Linked DNA regions of Homo sapiens: region 2 is linked to region 1. A link is a loop called in an ENCODE intact Hi-C map of the cell type or tissue named here. Cell type or tissue: PC-9. All regions are shown on one strand. Each heading gives the region's core, and the rest is flanking DNA. Links, peaks and the distances in the headings are about the cores only. Region 1 overlaps LINC02068 (long intergenic non-protein coding RNA 2068). Region 2 holds the start of NCEH1 (neutral cholesterol ester hydrolase 1).

Region 1 (11,423 bases), core at 2,079-10,078:
TTATTACACATTGCATACCTGTATCAAAACATCTCATGTACCCCATAAGTATATACACCTACTGTGTACCCACAAAAATTTAAAAATTAAGAATTTAAAAATATTAAAAATAGGCTGGGTGCGGTGGCTTAAGCCTGTAATCCCAGAACTTTGGGATGCCGAGGCAGGTGGATCACAAGGTCAGGAGATCGAGACCATCCTGGCTAACACAGGGAAACCCCGTCTCTACTAAAAATACAAAAAATTAGCTGCGCGTGGTGGTGGGTGCCTGTGGCCCCAGCTACTCGGGAGGCTGAGGCAGGAGAATGAAATGAACCCGGGAGGTGGAGCTTGCATTGAGCGGAGACCGCACCACTGCACTCCAGCCTGGGTGACAGAGCGAGACTCCGTCTCAAAAATAAAATAAAATAAAATAAAAATAAAAAGATAAATTTGCATATAGGCACCTTAAGAAGGTTTTTAAAAAATTTTTACACAGACTGGGTGCAGTGGCTCATGCCTGTAATCCCAGCACTTTGGGAGGCTGAGGTGGGCAGATCATGAGGTCAGGAGTTCAGACCAGCCTGACCAACAGGCGAAACCCCGTCTCTACTAGAAATATAAAAATTAGCTGGGCATGGAGGCGCATGCCTGTAACATGAATGTTTTATTTGCCTTAATTTATACATTCTATATTTACCATGAGCACAATAGTTATAAAGAGGCCCGGCCAGGCACGGTGGCTCAAACTTGTAATCTCAGCACTTTGGGAGGCTGAGGTGGGTAGATCACCTGAGGTCAGGAGTTCGAGACCAGCCTGGCCAACATGGTGAAAACCCCGTCTCTACTAAAAATGCAAACATTAGCTGGGCATGGTGGTGCACGCCTGTAATCCCAGCTACTCAGGCAGGAGAATCGCTTGAACCCGGGAGGTGGAGGTTGCAGTGAGCCGAGATTGTGCACTTGCACTCCAGTGCAACAAGAGCAAAACTCCATCTCAAAAAAAAAAGAAAAATTTACACAATTTCTGTCTTACAGAGAAGTTGCAAGATTATTACTAAGAATTCCTGAGTGCTCTCCATCTGGAATTACCCAAATATTAACATTTTACTGCGTTGCTTGCTTTTTTTTTTCTTTCTCAATACATTTTCTGAATTCTTTGAGAATAAGTTGCAGGCATGGTACCCTTTAGTACTTAAATACTTTAGTATATTCTTTAATATAACCATGCAACAATAATCAAATCAAGACATTAACATTGATCTAATTCTACTATCTGATATACAGACCTTATTCAGATCTAGCCAATTATTCCAATAATGGTCTTTATAACAGATGAAAGTCTTGGATCAGGCACTACATTCAGCTGTCACGGCCTTTTAGTCTCCATTATTCTCAAACATTTCCTCAGTCTTACCGTGTTTCATGATATGGACATTTTTGAAGAGTACAGATGACTCATTTACTAGAATGTCCCTCAATTTGGGGTTGTCAGACCGTTAAATTGAGGTTATACAACCTTTGTCAGGAATATCATTCAAGTGTTGTGCTCTGCTCAGTGCAGCGTGCTAGGAGGCACATGATGTTGATTCGTACCTTTGCTGGTGTTGCTGACTTTGGCCAATTGTCTAAGGTGGTGTGGTAGAGGTTCACTTCTGTATATTTCTTCTTAATATTTTAATTTGCTTTGTTGGGTCTTACAACAACAACAAAAAACAAATTCACATTTGCTAGGAGCTAAAGGTAAAAAATTAGAAAGCATTCCAGCAGGGATTACGTTTAAGAAAGTATTGTACAAACTAGAAAAGCCTTTAAATGAATGCAAAAAGTATTATTCTTATTTTTAGCAATGATTTTTCTTTTAACATTTCCTAGTAAAAAAAATGATTTAAGGTGAAAAAGTAAGTCTGTCTGCTTTTTCATCTGAATTTTGTCAGATAAAATAACCAAATGAAAAGAGAATCAATCCAAAGCCTGTATTTCCTCATAAAGAATAGTCTATTGTTCTCAGTCTTGTGATCTCCAATCATTCACTTACACCTTGAAAAAAATTACTTATAGTCTCTGAGTTTTAATTTCTTCTTCTATGAGAGAGACAGAGAGAGAAAGAGAGGAAAAAAAGAGAAAGAGAGAGGAGAGAGAGGACACTCAGGTTGCAGAATAGTTGAGAAGAATAGATATAAAATACAATGCACTTAGCATAACGCTTAGCAAGGTTAAGGTGAAAAGAAGGCAAATTACTGTGAAAGTAGCGCCCATCAGTACTTCGTGTGAGTCTCCATGAGGCAGGTAGATAAATATTTATTATTATCTGCATTTTATATGTGGCAATCATCTCCAAGATCACATAAATCAAACCAGTTATGAGGGTGGTACCTGCTTTGGGGTTGCCTTTTTATTGTTTTTTCTTCTACATTATGGCTATAACCTTGTGCTTTCTGCCTGAAGAATTCACTTCACATTTAAACGTATATACAGTTTTGTTTACATTTCTCATAGGTTCAATTCAGGTCAAAATGTGACCACACAAAAGGTAATAAGAGCCTCTATTTAATATCAGTTAAATCATCTGTTCTTTTATCTTCTGGGTTGAAAAATAAGTTCCCAATAGCAAGAAAGGTGACCTGAGTTCAACTGCAAAACAAAGTCATATATCAGTGCTGTAGGCACCAGCAATAAACATTTCTTTAATTTGAATTCAGGGGCATTCTCACCATCAGACTAGTACAATCAAAACAACATTGCTTTTCTACCGAGTAACCTTCACTTTGACCAGTGACCGTACAAACATGTATGATTCATTTCACTGAAAATATATCACCTTGAAAACCTCCCTGAGTGGCCAATAAGTTCATTTCTGTGACACTTAGTTTTCTGATTGCACCTTAACTTTTACCAAACTGTTTCTCAGATCTAGATCTTTGCCTTTTGAATACACTTGCCAAAGTATGAAGTAAAAGTTATTTTCTTTGGTTGTTTATTCTTTGGTTAGGTATTACATAATCCAGAAACCACAGAAAAACAGAACATTGTTAAAGTTAAACAGCTTAAGTTGCCTAATAACTTGCGAAAAGCCAAATTAATAGGAAAGAATGCCAATAGGAAGCTCTCAAGGCAGCTCCTATTCCTGGAATTTTCCGTCTCAGGAAATCCAGGCGTAGGATAGTAAAACCACTCAGACGTAATCACCCTGCCTTATTCCTCAGATGAGTTTCTCTCTCTCTCTCTCTCTCTGTCTCTTTTCTCTCTCTCCCCCACTCTCCCACTCCGCCCTTTTACTGTTTCCTGACTCATTTCCTCACACTTTTTGTGGAAACAAGTTAACATTAATTTTAAAAGTGAAAGCTGGATGCCTATGAATCTTAAAACAACTTTTGAGAAAAAAAAAAAACCTCTTTGTCCTTCTTCTTACATATAAATGCAGGTAATATTATGGGGTCTTTGCTTGCTTTACTTCTTTAGCAAGACAGGACCATTGTTATTAGGATTCTGCACTAAGCCATACTGACTTGATGTTCATCATCAAGGCCAGCTGTGGCTCCATTTATTTTATTTTATTTTTTATTATTTTTTGAGATAGAGTTTTGCTCTTGTCGCCCAGGCTGTAGTGCAGTGGTGCGATCTCGGCTCACTGCAACTTCCGCCTTCCAGGTTCAAGTGATTCAGCCTTCCAAGTAGCTGGGATTACAGATGTTCGCCACCACGCCCGGCTAATTTTTGTATTTTTATAGACATGGGATTTCACCATGTTGGCCAGACTGGTCTGGAACTCCTGACCTCAGGTGATCCACCAGCCTTGGCCTTCCAAAGTGCTGAGATTACAGGCGTGAGCCACTGCGCCCAGCCTCAATTTTAAAATGGGTAAAGTTGAGCTTCATTTCCTCCTTCTCAAAAATGTTTTCCATTTGCCCCTGATGACTCTTGAGTTTCAGGTTCTGTAGATCTTTTCAGTCAATGGTAAAAACACTTTGACAAACTCACTCATTCATACCAGATATTGGCGACCTTATATATAAGTGTTCCCAGAGCACTGCCACTTTCAGAGACTATATTAAAATACAATCATGTGCCGCTTAACAATGATGGGGATGTGTTCTGAGAAATGTGTCATTAGGTGATGTTGTCATTGTGTAAATATCGGATTGTGCTTACACAAACCTAGATGTTATAGCCTTCCAGACCCAGGCTATAGTTTATTGCTCCTAGGCCACAAACCTGTACAGCATGTTACTGTACTAAATACTGCTGGCTATTGTAATACAATGTTAAGTTACAGTAAAAATATGATACAAAAGATAAAAATGCTATGCTTGTATATGGAGCTTGCAGAACTAGAAGTTGCTGTGGGAGAGTCAATGATTGAGTGAGTGAATGTGAAGGCCTTAGGACATTGCTCTACACTACTGTAGACGTTATAAACACTGTACACTTAGGCTACACTAAATCTATTAAACTTTTTTTTTTTTGAGACAGAGTCTTGTTTTGTTGCCCAGGCTGGAGTGCAGTGGCACAATCTCGGCTCACTGCAACCTCCACCTCCTGGGCTCAAGCAATTCTCCTGCCTCAGCCTCCTGAGTAGCTGGGATTACAGGTGCGCGCTACCACGCCCGGCTAATTTTTTATATTTTTGGTAGGGACGGGGGTTTCATCATGTCGGCCAGGCTGGTCTCGATCTCGTGACCTCGTGATCCACCCGCCTCAGCCTCCCACAGCTCTGGGATTACAGAAGTGAGCCATTGTGCCCGGCCACATTTTTTCTTTCTTCAATAATAAATTAAACTTAGCTTCCTGTAACATTTTTAGTTTAAAAATATTTTAATTTTTTTTAAACTTTGTGATTCCTTTGTAATAACACTTAGTCTAAAACACATTGTCTAACTGTACAAACATATTTTCTTTCTTTATATTCTTAGTCTATACGTTTTTCTCTATTTTTAACAATTTTTATTTTTAGTTTTTAAACTTTTCATTAAAAACAAAGACACAAACACACATACTAGCCCAGGTCTACACAGGGTCAGGATCATCAATATCACTGTCTTCCATCTCTATGTCTTACCTCGCAGGGAGACGGGGGCAGTAACATGCATGATCACCAGTATCACTGTCTTCCATCTCTATGTCTTACCTCGCAGGGAGAGGCGGGCAGTAACGTGCATGGAGCTGTCACCTCCTATGACAACAACACCTTCTGGAATACCTCCTGAAGGACACGCCTGAGGATGTTTTACAGTTAACTTTTTAAAAAATACATAAGTAGAAAGAGAACACTCTAAAATAAAAATAAAAGGTATAGTATAATAAACACAATAACAAAGTCACTTATTACTATCAAGCATTGTATGCTGTACATAATTGTATGTGCTATGCTTTTATATGACTAACAGTGCAATAGATTTGTTTACACCACCATCACTAAGGGCATGCAAGTAATGTGTTGTGCTACAACATACTACAACTATGATGCCACTAGGTAACAGAAAATGTTCAGCTCCATTATAATCTTATGGGACCACCTTCCTAGATGCAGTCTGTCATTGATGGAAACGTTGTTACACAGCACATGACTATAGACTAATAGCCATAGATTTATAATATGGGAGGATGTACTATATATGCATTGAAAAGAGCTCTGGAAGGATACCAATACATTACCAGAGGTTGCTTCTGGGCCTTAGGGTATGTGTGGTTTTATATTTTCTCCTTTGCACTTTTCTGTGTCGTATCCAAAATTTCAACAACATAATACATTTACTGTTAGGAAAAATAACCTATTAATTAAAAACAAGATACAGGAAAGAGGGAAATGTTGCAGCTAGCCACAAGGTTAATAACTTATTTTAAAACATGTTAGGAACTATTTATTCATTTGTTTGATTATTCATTCAAGAAATATTTTTGATTGCCTAATATGTGCTAGGAATTTGGCTATGCTCTGAGGCTAACAGGTGAACAAAGCAGTGATTTATTTGCTCTTCTTTGCATTGGTCGCTATAGGAGGAGGCCAATAGATGCTATCGCATGAAAATAATAATTGTTGCTGGGCGTGGTGGCTCACACCTATAATCCCAGCACTTTGGGAGGCCGAGGTGGGTGGATCACCTGAGGTCAGGAGTTCAAGAGCAGCTGGCCAACATGGTGAAACCCTCATCTCTACTAAAAATACAAAAAGTAGTTGGGCGTGGTGGTGCACACCTATAATCCCAGCTACTCAGGAGGCTGAAGCAGGAGTATCACTGCAACCCAGGAGGTGGAAGTTGCAGTGAGCCGAGATCACACCACTGCACTCCAGCCTGGGTGACAGAATGAGACTCCGTCTCAAAAACAAACAAACAAAAGCAAAATGAAAATAATAATTTTTTTTTTGAGACTGAGTTTTGCTCTTGTTGCCCAGGCGAGATCTCGGCTCACTGCAACCTCCGCCTCCCAGGTTCAAGCAGTTCTCCTGCCTCAGCCTCCCAAGTAGCTGGGACTACAGGCGTGTGCCACCATGCCCGGCTAAGTTTTGTATTTTTCGTAGAGACAGGATTTCACCATTGTTGGCCAGGATGGTCTCGATCTCTTGACCTCGTGATCCACTCGCCTCAGCCTCCCAAAATGCTGGGGGGTTTACTTTATTTTAAAATAAAAACTCCTAACCTCTTAAGTTAAATAAAATGTTTTAATATATAAACATTCATTTTTATGCCAACATAGTCATAAAATATTACCTAATTTTTTTTTTTAATAGAGGAAGGGGCCTGCAAAGCAAAGGTGTCAGGCCCATGAAAGTCAGAGTAGAGCCCTGGCTGTGGCCCCAAGGAAAGGCAGTTTTTTAGTTTGCGTCCCACATGCTGGCAGTTTTCAAAGTCTGACTGCAATATTTAGAAGAGAGAACTCTGCAGAGAGATGGCCTCTTTGGGTTTCCCCACAGCAAAACAAAACACTTCATGAAAAACACCCTCATAAATTGGTCCTCACTTCAAATCACAGGATAGTTGCATAACTTGTGTCCCCATTGTGGACAGCTGCTTCCAGCTCAGGGAGATGGCATGATTCTCTGAGGAGTTGGAGTAGTTTGGGTGATGCATGGCGTGTGCATATTCTCTTACTGTAAAAAGAGAAGCAAACCTATAATGATGATAATTTGACACAGTGGGTAGAAAGGGGTGGGCAGGATCTGAGGATCGTTCTGTCAGGGACCAACCGGTCATCAAAGAAATTGTTAAGTTAGCACAGATTAGAATAATTGATGCTAACATTATCTCTGGATGGACTATTCTACCTCATGACTCTCATGAAAATGGGGTGGATGGCGGGGCGTGGTGGCCCATGCCTGTAATCTCAGCACTTTGGGAGGCTGAGGCAGATGGATCATCCAAGGTCAGGAGTTCGATACTAGCCTGGTCAACATAGTGAAACCTCATCTCTACTAAAAATACAAAAAATTAGCTGGATGTGGTGGCGTGTGCCTGTAGTCCCAGTACTTGGGAGGCTGAGGCAGGAGAATTGCTTGAACCCGGGAGGCGGAGGTTGCAGTGAGCCGAGATCGTGCCACTTCACTCCAGCCTAGGTGACAGAAAGGGACTCCATTTCAAAAAAAAAAAAAAAAAAAAGAAGTGGATGTCAAAGTCATCTGGGGAGCATTTACAAGGTGAAGGCATCCACAAGAGTCTAATTCCCCACCCTCCAACCCTCACCCCATCCAGGGAAGTTTCCATACCTTCCTCTTAAAAATCACTGCCATAGTAAGCTCCTGTTACTGAAGAAAACATATTATATTTCTCAATGTGATGAACTGGGGGAAAGATTGATAACTGCTGATGTGGAAGACAAAGGAATACTGAGAGACGGGGAGCCAACACCTTCCTATTATTTACCATGGCCAGGTGCTGTAGTGCTTTACGTATTTAACTCATTTAGTCTTCACAATAATCCTGCAAGGGGGTTAGTGTTACTAACCCCATTTTCTAGATAGAGAAACTGAGGCACAGAGCGGTTAGGTAACTTGATTGAGGCCACATAGACAATAAGTGACAGTGCTGGGAGACAAGCCCAGAGCCTGGCTCTGGAGTTTGTGCTATGACTAGTTACTGAGTGGAGAAATCAATCATCAAAACGACACCCACGTATTTTACAATGCCTGTGCACATGAACTAGCTAGAAAATCTGTATATTTTACTAATAATGTCATGTGTTCTTTTCCCGACCCTTTGTTTTATAAAACCCTAGGGAGGCATCCTTCCATTATCATTGAATAGGAATTCTGGAATCCTGTGTACACCCAGCCATTTATCTGGAGGTATCTGGCAAAGGACTATTTTGTTAAAAAAAACAAAAAAAATAACTAGCCAAAGTATGAAGTAACAAAATTTGTACTTTGAGATGCCACATGTATTGAAACAAGTCTGGATTTATTTATATCTTTAATCATTTTCTCTCATGTTTCAACATGTTTTTGGTCTCTCTAGTAGGTTATGAAATCCAGTTCAAATAGATTTCTCAACAGTTGGTTCTGAACATAGATGCTCAGGGGAATATCAAGAACTTTCTCTAATTCACCACTCATGTCCAACATGAAAAGGTGTTAGAAAGCTACTGCTTTGTTCTTGTTATTTTCTGGTTTCCTATTTCTCAGCTGTGAACTTGAGTAGGTCTGTATTGGGACCAACCTCTTCCTTCTTCAGCCATCACTGCCTGCCCCAAGTGCAGCTCCCAAGCTGGCCTTGACCACTCAGCCTTTGCATGCTTTCTCCTTGCCCTTCCCCTAACCCTAATGAGGATTTTACCTCTCAGGGAAAATGCCTGTCCTTTTTAAATGTTTCCTCTGTGAAAGGCATTTCAGCCATCTGGGAAACACAAGGAATGCTCTTTGCTAAAGGCATACCTCCCAGTCAACTGTTTAAACTTTATTTAAGGGTGGACAATAAATTGCTTTATGTCCCTGATTATCTGCCCAATTGCAAATGAAAATGGACCCATGACAAGAGTTGTAGAAGGTCGTGAGAGGAAGCAAAGTCTTTTTTTTCTCCAGAGCTATAATGGTGCAGGAATACTCTGCCAATTCTCTCTCTCTCTCTTTTTTTTTTTTTGAGAAGGAGTTTCACTCTTGTTGCCCAGGCTGGAGTGCAATGACGCGATCTCGGCTCAGTGCAACCTCTGCCTTCTGGGTTCAAGCGATTCTCCTGTCTCAACCTCCCGAGTAGCTGGGATTACAGGTGCATGCCACCACACTCAGCTAATTTGTGTATTTTTAGTAGAGACGGAGCTTCATCATATTGGTCAGGCTGCTCTCGAACTCCTGGGCTCAGGTGATCCGCCCATCTCGGACTTCCAAAGTGCTGGGATTACAGGCGTAAGCCACCACACCCGGCCCAATTCTCCTTACTGAGGTGTGTGTATGTAGTATTTAGTTTATTTTTATGATTGCAAAAATAATACAGAATTGCCATCTCTATTCGGAAAACAAAGAAAGGCACGAAGATGAATATAAAGTAATCTACAGTCCCACAGCCAGAGATAATGCATGTTAATCATGTCAATATGTAGATATTAACTCGTATCCACCAAGTCATTAAAAGGACATGTTCTATTCACTGTTTTGTTATATGATTTTTAAAAAATCTAATTACTGGCTGGGCGCGATGGCTCAAGCCTGTAATCCCAGCACTTTGGGAGGCCAAGGCGGGCAGATTATGAGGTCAAGAGATCGAGACCATCCTGGCTAACAGGGTGAAACCCCGTCTTTACTAAAAATACAAAAAATTAGCCAGGCGTGGTGGCTGGCGCCTGTAGTCCCAGCTACTTGGGAGACTGAGGCAGGAGAATGGCGTGAACCTGGGAGGCGGAGCTTGCAGTGAGCCGAGATTGTGTCACTGCACTCCAGCCTGGGTGAGAGAGCAAGACTCTGTCTTAAAAAAAAAAAATCTAATTACTGTATTTTGATTTTTTCATATCATTAAATATTCTTCTATCAATACCACATACCAAACATCATGTCACTTTATTGATGTATCTGGCCCCTAAATTAAATTTAACATATTTAGTGTATATATTTAGGTTGAACTACTTTTAATAGCTATTTTTCTAGTTTAAAGTAGTTGAGTATCACCGATTTCAGTGTTTCAACCTGATATTTTCCTGTTACTAGATTTTTAGGTTACTTCCAAATTTTCTTTTATAAACATTGATGCACTGAACATTTTCCCCATAAATCTCTTTGCAAAACTGTGATTATTTTCTTAGGATACATTCCTGGCAGTGGAATTGCTGGGCCAAGGGGGATGAATATTTTTATGGCTTTTGATACACAATGCCAACTTTCCTTCTCGATAATGCTGATTTATAATCTCTTTGGTATCTTCTCTGCTGCTTTTTTTTTTAAAGACTCAATTATTCTGTTCAGTTAAACTTTGTATTAATTACCATGAAAACATGTGACTATTGGTTATCTTTCAGCACAGTCTTCCATTTTATACTTTATCAAATAATATTTTTATGTGCGCAGAGCCCTCATAAATCCTTATTTAATGTAGATTTGAGGATAAATATTGCTTAGATCCAATCACCACGTAGAGTGGTGATGTACTAAAGGAGAGGGAGACATGGTGTGGGTACACGTGTGCACGTAGATGAGTGTGTATATAAGTATACATTAGGGAACTCTGACAGTCACTCTTCTACAGGTAACAATTGATTGGGTCTAAAGGAAAAATTTTATCTATTTATTTATTTATTTTTTGAGATGGAGTCTCACTCTGTCGCCCATGCTGCAGTGCAGGGGCGCGATCTTGGCTCATTGCAACCTCTGCCTCCCGGGTTCATGAGATTCTCCTGCCTCAGCCTCCCAAGCTGGGATTACAGGTGGCTGCCACCATGCCTGGCTAATTTTTGTATTTTTAGTAGAGATGGGGTTTCACTATATTGGTCAGGCCAGCCTCAAACTCCTGACCTCAAGTGATCAACCCGCCTCGGCCTCCCAAAGTGCTGGGATTATAGACATGAGCCACTGCGCCTGGCCTGTTACCTTTAGTCTCAGATTAAACTACCTAACTTTGAAAGAAAAGCTTGCAATAGGAGATTTACAACCTGATAGAAAACATATGCTGATAATTTGCATGTACATTAAATGGACAACTTGCACATTATTGAGTTATTATACATTATTGGGCTTATTAATTCATATTAAGAAATTACAGGCAACATAATCCTTCTCTTTTCCTAGAATAAGTAATATAATAGATTTTTTAAAAATGAAAATATGTTAAAATCTCTGTACCTCTTCCCTACCACGCTGTGCATTTGGAAATATGAAATAACAGATAAGTGACAGCTCTGATTATCAAAGCAGGAGCAGAATTTACAACTTAAAGTTTCATAAAACAACACTGAAATAATAATTTTCAAATCAGCAAAGATGTTTCAAAACTACACTTGTAAGATTTGTTCTCTTATGCAAGTGTTAG
Region 2 (11,423 bases), core at 1,754-9,753, 150 kb before region 1:
AATACCGTTTTGGTTGGCAAGATGAAGTATGAGCTTCAAACCATAACCAGTAGAGGGCATTATGCAAAACAGGCAGACACATAAAGGAAGTCATTGACAAGCCATTTTTTGAAACATATCATGTAGTGATTTAGACCTTAATTAAATGTTAACATTGCATTTAGACCAGAGAATGCTGCTGAATACAATGCTGAGTAAACTAAAAACAGTTTAAAGACCTTTATTACTTTGTATCAGTCTTTTTATTTTATACTTACATAGTTTGTATTAATGGCTTGATGCTTTGTTTCAGGGTTTGATATATCATGTGTCCCTGGTAATATACTTGTATCATATACTTTGTATTATATAGTTTGTATAAGTGGTTTAATATGTTATGATGCTTGGGTTACCCATCTTGGCTGTTCCCAAGTACAGCCCTGACACCTCCTGTAAGGGTCCAGCCTCTAAATCCAGTGGCCTGCTGGACATCTTCATCAGGATGCTTTACCTGGAGCACATCATATGACTGAACTCATTTTTTTTTTTTTGAGATGGAGTCTCGCTCTGTTGCCAGGCTGGAATGCAGTGGCACAATCTCGGCTCACCGCAACCTCCGCCTCCCAGGTTCAAGTGATTCTCCTGCCTCAGCCTCCGGAGCAACTGGGATTACAGGCATGCACCACCACACCCAGCTAATTTTTGTATTTTTAGGAGAGACGGGGTTTCACCATGTTGGCCAGGCTGGTCTTAATCTCCTGACCTCGTGATCCACCCACCTCGGCTTCCCAAAGTGCTGGGATTACAGGCGTTGAGCCACTGTGCCTGGCCTCAACTCATTATTTTATCCCCAGACCTGCTTTGCCTCTGGTATTTCTTATGCCAGTTAATGACATTGCCCAAACCAGAAACTTTGAAGTCATTGCTGGCTCCATCCTCTCCCTCTCCCTTTCAAGAATCCAATTAGGAAATTCCACCAATTTAACTTCTCAATGATTTCCTTGCCTTTCAGTATTCACCACTATTCCGTGCCTCTAGTTCAGACAGACCCCTCTCTGACCACTTCCTCTTGGCCTCTTGTCAACTTCTCCTTCTTCTTCTCCTAAACAGTAAATGCCAACACCCTTTGGCCTGCTTTTCTTCTGCCCAACCCTAGACCCTTCCCCATCACGCGGGCGCGGACACACACACACACACACACACACACACACACAGCTTCTGTCTCATTCATTGTCATGGCTTCAGTTACAGGATGAAGATTCACATTTACATCTCCAGCTTGTGTCTGGGAGCCTACGTACTGTCTCTACTTAAATGTTTTATAGATACCTCAAACCTAACTCTTCCAAACTAAATTTATCATTTCCCCTTAAATCTTTTACCCTTTACCATTCTTTATCTCTGAAAAGGCAACACCATTCTCCCATCTGCTTCAGCGAGTGACCCGGAAATTCATCTTGACTCCTTTATTCTCCCTTTACAAGTCTTCTTGATTCTACCTCTCAGGTATCTTTTGACTCTTCATTCTCATTTTCATCACCTGATACAAGTTTATGCTAATACCATCTCTATCTTGCACACCTTAAAAGCAACATCCTTGACCAGGTGCAGTGGCTCATGCCTGTAATCCTAGCACTTTGGGAGGCTGAGGTGGTTGGATTGCCTGAGCTCAGGAGTTCAAGACCAGCCTGGGCAACACAGTAAAACCCCATCTCTACTAAAATACAGCAATGACAAAATTAGCCAGGCATGGCAGCGTGCACCTGTAGTCCTAGCTACTTGGGAGGCTGAGGCAGGAGAATTGCTTGAACCTGGGAGGCAGAGGTTGCAGTGAGCCGAGATCACGCCACTGCACTCCAATCTGGATGACAGAGTGAGACTCCATCTCCAAAAAAAACCAAAAAGCAAAACAAAAACAAACAAACAAAAAAACAACATCCTCCCAACTACTTCATCTGTTCTCTCCCCACACACATACCCTGTACATCGCTACCGGAGCGATCTCATGCAAACCCTTCAGTGTCTCTCCACTGCCTAAAGGATAATGTTCAAACTCTTCAGTGACATAACACACTCGTAGCAGGCCCTCATTGTGTGATCCCTAACTCTTCAGGTTATACTCTCATTACACTCCACCTCCCTGCATCTGATGCTCCAGAAATATTGAACTATGTGTAGTTCTCTGCTCCCATCACACTTCAGAACTCCCATATAATCTCTTCTTTCTGCTTGGGATGGTCTCACTTATTGTCTGCCTGTACACACACTCCTTTTCAGCCTGCAGAACTTGCTCAGTCATCGCCATTTTTGAGTATTTCTTATTCCTCATTTTTCTGGAACAGAATTTTGACTTCTTCTGTGTTACATTTCTGAGCTGTGTACATATTTGAAACTATCTACTTATCTGACTTTCTCTCTAACTAGAACACTTTTTCACAAGGAAAGGAACTATATTTTCATCACGACAGCATCTACCACAGTGCCTTACAGATAGCAAAACTCAATAAATGTTGAACTAAAGTTCTGCTTGTCGTGGATGAAGAAAACCACTTCACATGGTGTAATAGATGGAATTTTGGGAAAATTATTTCAAGTGATAAAAATAAAGATTTTGTTAAGCAATGATATTGCTATGTCATATATTTAGATGTTAATAAAAATTAATCTAAGACAATTCCATAAAAACGGAAAAGTCAATTTCTGCACTCAAACTACACCTTATTGCCTTAGAAACAGAGTATTTTGACTCTTGTTATCATCGTTCATAATTTATGAGTATGTCTTATCTCCCCTATCTCTAAAATATACCCAAAATCTGTCCCCTTGATTCCATTGCTAAACTAAACTGCAGCTCCGGGCCACCATCATATCTCATCTGGACTACTGCAAAAGCCACCTGACAGGTCTTCTCCACATGGCAGCTGTAGTGCTCCTTTTTAAATATATGAATAGATCAGATCATGTCACTTTCCTGTTACAAAACCTCCAATTGCTTCCCATTGTACCAGAATATTCAAACTCCTTAACATGGCCTACATGGTCCTAAATGATCTGCTCTTCTGCACCCACACTACCTCTGTGGCTGAGCCTGTTCCACCACCTTTCCCACAGTACTTCTGCCTCACTAGCTGTTAGTGTTCATTGACCGGGTTAGCATCTTAGAGCCTCTGCACCTGTTCCCTCCACCTCCACAACCCTGCATGGCAGTCTTCTCCTGTCATGCAGATGTCAGCTCAAATGGCATCTCCTTAAAGAGGTCCCCTTTCCCACCCAATTTAAAGCAGCTCCCAGACACCCTGTTCTGTTTTCTCTCTCTCTCTTTTTTTTTTTCTGAGACGGAGTTTTACTCTTGTTGCCCAGGCTAGAGTGCAATGGTGGAATCTCGGCTCACTGCAACCTCCACCTCCCGGGTTCAAGCAATTCTCCTGCCTCAGCCTCCCGAGTAGCTGGGATTACAGGCACGTGCCACCACACCCAGCTAATTTTTGTATTTTTCATAGAGACGGGGTTTCCCCATGTTGGCCAGGCTGGTCTCCAACTCCCAACCTCAGGTGATCCACCCACCTTGGCCTCCCAAAGTGCTGGGATTACAGGCGTGAGCCACCACGCCCGGCCATTTTCATTTTTAACCACTTAGCAGTAGAGCTGAGTGGTAAAGCACATGAGCACTAGGCTCAGACTCTGGGCTCACATACCAGCTGGATGGCTTGGGCAAAGCACTTCATCTTTCAGTGCCTGTTTTTAGAGTAACAATGGTACCTATTTCGTAGAATCGTTATGAAGCTAAATTAGTTAATATATTCAAAGTGCTTACCACAGAATTACCTCATAGCAAGGCAAATTAATGCATGTTGCTTATTAATTTTTGTTTGTTTATTGTTTGGCTCTTCCTTCTGTATCATGCTTACATCCTCCCCTGAACCCCTCCCCACCACCCTCCAAGCATATAAAATCAAAGAGTCGAAACCTTACAGCCTGCCTGCCACAACTTCTTTATTTCCCAGTGTAGGCCAGGTATGTTTGTTGAATGAATGAAGTATTGAAAACAAGTGATGAAGGTGTTTATACTTATCTCAAATTAGTCTCATTTTAAAAAACTCTCAGATCTACAGAGGCTCTCAGATTTCTGATCTGAGAATTACTACAGTTTCTTTGTTCTTTCTTAGTTTCTATCTCTTAGTGTACTGCTTAAGGGAAGCCACACTTCACTGAGAGGCAGAAATAAATATTGCTACTATCACTTACAAACTAGAGGAATATGAGTAAGCCATTTGGCTGCGCTAATCCTCAAGAGGCTCATCTATAACACCGAGTGTGTTAACTGCTGGTGGAAGAGGGAAGGCTGAGTTAGGTGTGGGGATTTTTGGATTTGTTTGCTTGTTTGTTTTTGGTTCGGTTTGGTTTTGTCATTAGCTCTAAGATCTATGTTTTTATGAACATATAGTCAAAATCTAAGAGAAAAGTATTGTCGACAAGGTAAAACTTGGATTTATTTTGCAGATTTCCTGAAAGCAAGTAATGTAACTAAATCCAGTAGTCAGCTTGGTTTATATCTCCAGGATTATTCCTAATCACCCATAAAGATTAGCTTCTGGCTGGGCGTGGTAGTTCACACCTGTAATCCCAGCACTTTTGGAGGCTGAGGCAGGTGGATCACCTGAAGTCAGGAGTTCAAGACCAGCCTGGCCAACACGGTGAAACCCTGTCTCTACTAAAAATACAAAATTAGCTGGGCTTAGTGGCAGGCATCTGAAATCCCAGCTACTCGGGAGGCTGAGGCAGAATGGCTTGAACCCGGGAGGCAGAGGTTGCAGTGAGCCAAGATTGCACCATTGCACTCCAGCCTGGGTGACAAGAGCGATGCTCTATCTCAAAAAAAAAAAGAATAGCTTCTAATTTTCTACACATATACTCACACACAAACATAAACATAAACATTCCTATCTGTTTAGAGTTATGAGTTTAACCAGTAACTTAAAAGACAGAGAGAGAGAGAGAGAGAGAGAGAGAGAGAGAGAGAGAGAGAGAGAGAGGCCAGGTGCCGTGGATCATGCCTGTAATCCCAGCACTTTGGGAGACTGAGGTGGGCAGATCACAAGGTCAGGAGTTTGAGACCAGCCTGGCCAGCATGGTGAAACCCCATCTCTACTAAAAATACAAAAATCAGCCAGGTGTGGTGGTGGGCACCTGTAATCCCACCTACTGAGGAGGCTGAGGCAAGAGAATTGCTTGAACCCAGGAGGTGGAGGTTGCAGTGAGCTGAGATCGTGCCATTGCACTCTAGCCTGGGCGAAAAGAGCAAGACTCCGTCTCAAAAAAAACAAAAAACAAACACCAAAAACAAACAAAACAAAAAAAAAAGAGAGAGAGAACTTGCTTGAAATACCATGAAAGTGTGCCCTTCTTATCAGTTTTCCTTCAATGTTGAAGAAGAAGCCAACTGTTTCCTAAAAATCTCATTATCAGAACCAAATTTATGGTTATTTCACTTCTATTAATTTGATTAAATTAAAATTACCATCTTAAGATGCATAATTATATATACTAGGTGTTTTAAGACCTTCATCAATAAGTTTGGAGTTGTCATCCTACCACTTTCTTGAAACAGGTCTTCTAACTGTTTTCCTTCTGGATTTCTGGTTGAAATTTTGCTAGTGAAGTTTTCTCTCTCCCATTCAGTACTCACCCACCCCTCCTCACCCCCAATCATTAACAAGAAATCTGGGTTTAAGTGTATTTCTGCTACCATTGACTCACTGAAAGAATTTTTCAGGTGATATCCACACGTTTCTCCAATAAAAAGTTATTATTTTTTCCCTTTGTAGTAATTTGTGGAGAGATCTTCTGATGAAGGACCAAAATTCTGTGTCAAATTTTTACCCTCTAGTTTTAGCATTCATTTATGATTTTCTATGGATACTAGCTGGCATTCTATTTTAAGAAAAGCCTTTCTTCTTTCCTCATTTATTTATATTAATATAGATTGTTGAGTTTTATTTTAATCAATGGGTTATCCATTATGATGATTTATATTGATGGTAAAATTATCCCAGCTTCAGCCACTGGGAGACCCTTCAAGCTGGCAGCTGTGGACCTTTGACCAGTTCCTATCATTTTTTGAGCACTTCCGCATCTCTGGCACAACAGGTTCATCTTGTACTTTACAGCCCCAGCCCTGGTATCAGCCTTTTCTCCAGAGGTTGTGTCAAAAAGCCGTGGTTCCTCTTATTGGAGCATAGGATTTAGAAACCAAGACTTGGGTGCTAGATGTACTACTGGCCTTTCATTGCTTGAGCCAGAAGAATTTAATATCTTCTTTTGCCATATATCAGCTAGAACTTACAAACCACTCCAAGTCTGGCTCCAGAAAACAGAATTTTTATATCCTTTCTCAGTACTCTGAGTCAGAATGACCCACTTGCTTTGTCCAGAGACTCGTCACACTGAAACTATTTTCCGTTTGAGACCTTCCAGGAGGAAAGCCATCCTCACACGCATGCAGTACAAACCAGTGTCCTCCAGAGTCCGCTGTGCCTACGGCCAGAGCAGCGACAGAGCCTTCCTCAAACCTGTAGTGACTGCCACACTTTGCAAGGACACCGTAGAGGGGGCATGTCCGCGCTCCAACTTCCTCCCGACGCAGCCTCTGATTGGCTCCTGGGCTTATAAGAAACGCGTGAATGAGCAGCTGCCGCGGGCAGAAAGTTGCCGGAGGTCTCCGGGTGGTATCGCCCTTTCCTCTTTGCCAGCCCGCTGGCGAGCCGAGCCAGGGCAAGATGAGGTCGTCCTGTGTCCTGCTCACCGCCCTGGTGGCGCTGGCCGCCTATTACGTCTACATCCCGCTGCCTGGCTCCGTGTCCGACCCCTGGAAGCTGATGCTGCTGGACGCCACTTTCCGGGGTGCACAGCAAGTGGTGAGGTGCAGCCCAGCGCTGCTTCTCTCTTCCTCCTCTTACGCAATATTTGAAGGGGATACAAAATTCCTCCGCCGGGTTCCACGAAAACGCAGGTTTTTCCTAATGCATTGAGGCTGTCGCTTTTTGAGGTGGTCCAGTCGGGAATTTTCAGGGTATCGCATTCGCCTCCTTGCTAGCAGCGGGCTAGATCTGCATTTCCCCGTCTGCGTTTGTGACGGGGAAGAAGTGCTTGAATAGAATTTGACAACTGTTTAAACCTTCGTCTGTCCTAAATATCTTCCTCTTCCTTGGTTTGCAACGTCAAAAGGCAAATCCTTAAGCAGTTTATAAACCACCCTTCTTCACACTGTCGTTCTCCCATAGGGACCGGCAGAGGATAAATATTTTTAGGAGAGCTCGGGAAAAGCAGGCTCTGGTTCCTGGGAATGCAGCCACCTTAGAAGCAGAAGCAGGCAAGGGCAGTCTCGCAATGTCCCCAGGCTGTGGAGCGCTCCGTTCCCGGAGACAGCAGGCAGGGCTCTCCATCCAAGCACTTGAGGAACCATAGGGATCTCTCGTTTCACCCGAGGCAGATCTCAGCTCAGCCCAAGAAAGAGGACTGGGAGGCTGGGCTGGCTGAAAGGAGGTGAGGAGGCGGCAGCCCTGGTTTGCATGATGCATGTTTTCTGCTTGCCCTGCAGCATTTATTTTATGTCCTTGGCTGTCAGATAACCTTTTCCTGAGCGAGGTTACCTGCCTTAACCTGGGAGGGTAACATTTCTCTCCACTGTATCATGGGCGTGTGTTCATTCCTTCCATACACAGGAAAATATAACTGTCTCTGGTTTATTCCATGGTAAGAGGCATTATTTTTAGTGTCAGAGAATCTAAAATCTAAACTACAGTCTGCAGCCAAGGCTGAGCCCTCTGATTGGACAGTATTTCTGAGCAGCCTGCTCTATCTAAACTCTAACCTTCTCCAAAACCAAGCCTCCTCCCTCCCCACAACCTTGGGCTTTAATCTCAGAATATTTTTATAAACTCTTTCTTTCAGAAATGACAACTAGAGAAAGAGAAAAAAAATCATTTCAACCTGAGAAAGCTGATTTTAAAAAAGTCATGATTTTCCCAGAGGGTTTATGTTCCTGTTCCCTGTCCACTCATTATGTGTAGGATTACATAATCTGTGGGGCTTTATCCTATGAAAAGTCCCCTTACTAGGATATTGCAGCACATTCCTAGCGTGGATTTGCTTTTCCTGAATTCAGCCACATTCTCACCTCCAAAGCCCCTTTTGTCTCTTAGGAAAGGTCTATGAAGCTATAGACCCCTGCCCCCCTTCTTTTCCTCTTGCTTCCTATAATGTTGACATGGTGAAAATGATCATCCCCTTCTTTAGCACTGGTGTCAAGAAAGTCAGTCTTGTTGTAGGAAGCCTTGCATTCCCTCTCCTCCCCCATGAAATTATGTAATTTGAAAGTAATACCCTTCAAAGATTGAGGAACAGTGATGTTTACCTGGGTGGGTTAATGGTCTACTACAATAACTTAAACAGAGGAAAACAGGAAAAAGATCAAACTGCTGTGTTGGCTGCAGAGATTATTCTTAGTTTTCAGGTCACCAAAGAAGTCTTCTCCATCATAAGTTAATCTCGGACAAGCTAGGTTTGGAGAAAAGCTTTTCTTTCCCAGCTAGGCTTGCCAGCCCATTAAGGACAAGGCTGTGTAAGGTCCTCCACAGAGTATACCCTCAGGTGGTGCTTGGGAATGATAGTGGGTGTAACCTGAAGTCAGCAATAGATGAGGTAACCAGTGTTCTCACCTGACACTGTGGCTCAGGAGTGGATTTGCAGAAAAATGGCTCTTATCACTTCTCCTCTAAATTGTGAAATATCAGAAAGATCATTATGATCAGATGGAAACATATTCTACCCAATAAAGCAATTTTCCAGTGTCACCTCAAATCTTCCTGAGTTTTCCCTGTAAAATAGGGCAAAAAACTACCTTGTAGGTTTGCTATAAGGTTTAGTAATGTATTTAAGTGCCTGGTACTTGTAGTGAGTCTTCTAGTTGTCCCCAAGGGTCCATTGTGGATTGTGGGAACATCTATAAGAATGCTTACCTTTTTTGAAGCAATAAAATAAATGTAAACTGGAAGTAATTTATGTGATTGAAACCTGGAGTGCTACTACTAAATTACCTGGTGTCATGGCCTGGGGCGGTGGCTCACGCTGTAATCCCAGCACTTTGGGAGGCCGAGGCGGGTGGATCACGAGGTCAGGAGTTCGAGACCAGCAGCCTGGCCAACATAGTGAAACCTCTTTCTACTAAAAATACAAAAAATTAGCCAGGGCTGGTGGCAGGTGCCTGTAGTCCCAGCTACTTGGGAGGCTGAGGCAGGAGAATCGCTTGAACCTGGGAGGCGGAGGTTGCGTTGAGTCGAGATTGTGCCACTGCACTCCAGCCTGGGCAACAAGAGTGAAACTCTGTCTCAAAAAAATATATAAATAAATAAATTGCATGGTGTCAACCTCGTTACTCAGATAATTTTAGTTTGAGTTGATTGGCTCAACTACAAAAGCAATTTAAGCTGTTTGAGAGATTAAGCTCAGCCTATTTCCTAAGACAGCATCAGCTGCCTACCATTAAGAAATGTGAATGTTAGTTTATTCTGTTGTCATTGGCAAATACTTTATGCTTTAGCATTTTTTATGTCCTTTATCTTGTGCAGTGAGTCAGACTATTGAGATTATGTTCATTGTGCTTTTTTTCCTTGGGGTTCCCCATATTCCTTAAGAAGCAGCTACTTAGGATCTCTCTGACTCCTCTCAAACACAGATGCTATGTCAGAATCACCTAAGAACTGTTTAAAACAAACCAAACCAAAACAAAACACTTGATGCCCAGGTTACACCACATACCAAACTTACTTAGAATCTCTGGGAGATGAACGTTCTTAGCAGTGTTTAAGAAAAGTTCCAGCCGGGCGCGGTGGCTCACGCCTGTAATCCCAGCACTTTGGGAGGCCGAGGCGGGCGGATCACGAGGTCAGGAGATCAAGACCATCCTGGCTAATACGGTGAAACCTCGTCTCTACTAAAAATACAAAAAAATTAGCTGGGCGTGGTGGCAGGCTCCTGTAGTCCCGGCTACTCGGGAGGCTGAGGCAGGAGAATGGCGTGAACCCGGGAGGTGGAGCTTGCAGTGGGCCGAGATCAGGCCACTGCACTCCAGCCTGGGCAACAGTGTGAGACTCCGTCTCAAAAAAATAATAATAATAAAAATAAAAAACGAAAAGTTCCCCAGATGATCTTCATTGCAGCAAAACTTGAGAACCACTGCTCTATAAGATAAAAGGCATTGCTGTTGTAGACAATATATTTTCCTTAAACTGCGTGTTATATTGCATACGTGTTGCTGGAAATGAGCCCTTTTACATTAGCATGGATTAGTTTATCAGATTAGTTGACACTTTGGCCCTAAGGGGATAAAATACTAGCTAGGCAAATTTCTGTGTTATAGCAAAGCCACCATAAGACTTGAGCAGTGGAAAAGCACAAACAAAAGTAGGTCTGAGAAGGGCAGAGGTGTAATTTAGATGATCAGGCAGCAGGAGACTAGAGGAACAAAAGAAGAGAGTTTGGGGAAGTCCTGAAGGCTGATTTCCAAATGCTATGCAGACAAAGATTTTTTTTTTTAAATGGTAATCTCAGTGCAGGTTAAAATACTAAGTGTACACTGCTGGAGAAAATGTATGTTAGAACCACGTTTTTGGAGAACAGTTTGGCAATATCCATCAAAGCCTTATAAGTGTGTTTATTTTTTGACCCCGTAATCCCTCTAGATGGAATTTATGGTAAGTAATGATGGATATAGGCAAACCTCTAGCTATAAAGATGGAAACATTTTACAGGATTAAAAAACTTGTTCATCAGCACCGTAAGACAAAGAAAAAAAACAAAAACTTGTTGAACTTGTCTAAAAGCACTGCCACTTATAATAAACGTGAAGTAAAATCGAGCAATCTTTTTTTCTTTTATTTGCAGCACCATTTAAACGAATGAAGGTCGGGTGTGGTGGCTCATGCCTGTAATCCTAGCACTGTGGGAGGTCGAGGCGGGCGGGTTACCTGAGGTCAGGAGTTCAAGACCAGCCTGGCCAACATGGTGAAACCCCGTCTCTACTAAAAAATACAAAAAATTAGCCGGGTGCAGTGGTGCGCGCCTGTAATTCCAGCTACTTGGGAGGCTGAGGCAGAAGAATCGCTTGAACCAGGGAGGTGGAGGTTTCAGTGAGCCGAGATGGTGCCACTGCACTCTAGCCTGGGCTACAGTGAGACTTCGTCTCAAAAAAAAAAAAAAAAAAAGAAAAATGTAAGAACAGTAAAAGATTAAATAATGGTAAATTCATATTTGGGAATACTAGGCAGTTAAAAAAATTTAGGTTGTAAAATGTTTAATGACTTGCAAAAGATTTGTACCATGTGTTAAGCAGGAAAAGGCTACAAAATAGATCATACACTATTTATATATCAAAACATGTATCTATG

Evidence for each region. Peaks named below come from ENCODE experiments on the same cell type or tissue, not always from the same donor. Only the 100,000 strongest peaks of a DNase experiment are listed, where the experiment ranks them.
Region 2: a loop joins it to region 1, with 7 times the contacts of the local background. A loop is called at or near these places in 2 of 110 quality-filtered maps.

Annotation. Positions count from the first base shown.
Region 1 is chr3:172,554,761-172,566,183 of GRCh38, reverse strand. It overlaps LINC02068 (long intergenic non-protein coding RNA 2068), which reads left to right. Exons shown (of 4, transcript NR_146714.1): 4 at 5,115-5,283. Among named protein-coding and RNA genes, the nearest start is that of LINC02068, 35 kb to the left of the region's middle. In PC-9, for the core only: no CTCF peak of the experiment used is centred there; DNase peaks (open chromatin) are centred at 2,453, 2,993, 4,173 and 6,003; H3K4me3 peaks cover 1,429 bases; H3K27ac peaks cover 4,547 bases.
Region 2 is chr3:172,706,317-172,717,739 of GRCh38, reverse strand. It overlaps NCEH1 (neutral cholesterol ester hydrolase 1), which reads left to right and starts at 6,673. Exons shown (of 5, transcript NM_020792.6): 1 at 6,673-6,893. The coding sequence starts at 6,756. RefSeq lists enhancers at 6,223-6,362, 6,407-6,701, 6,623-6,892, 6,022-7,221. In PC-9, for the core only: a CTCF peak has its summit at 6,491; DNase peaks (open chromatin) are centred at 6,119, 6,509, 7,549 and 9,669; H3K4me3 peaks cover 4,097 bases; H3K27ac peaks cover 5,698 bases.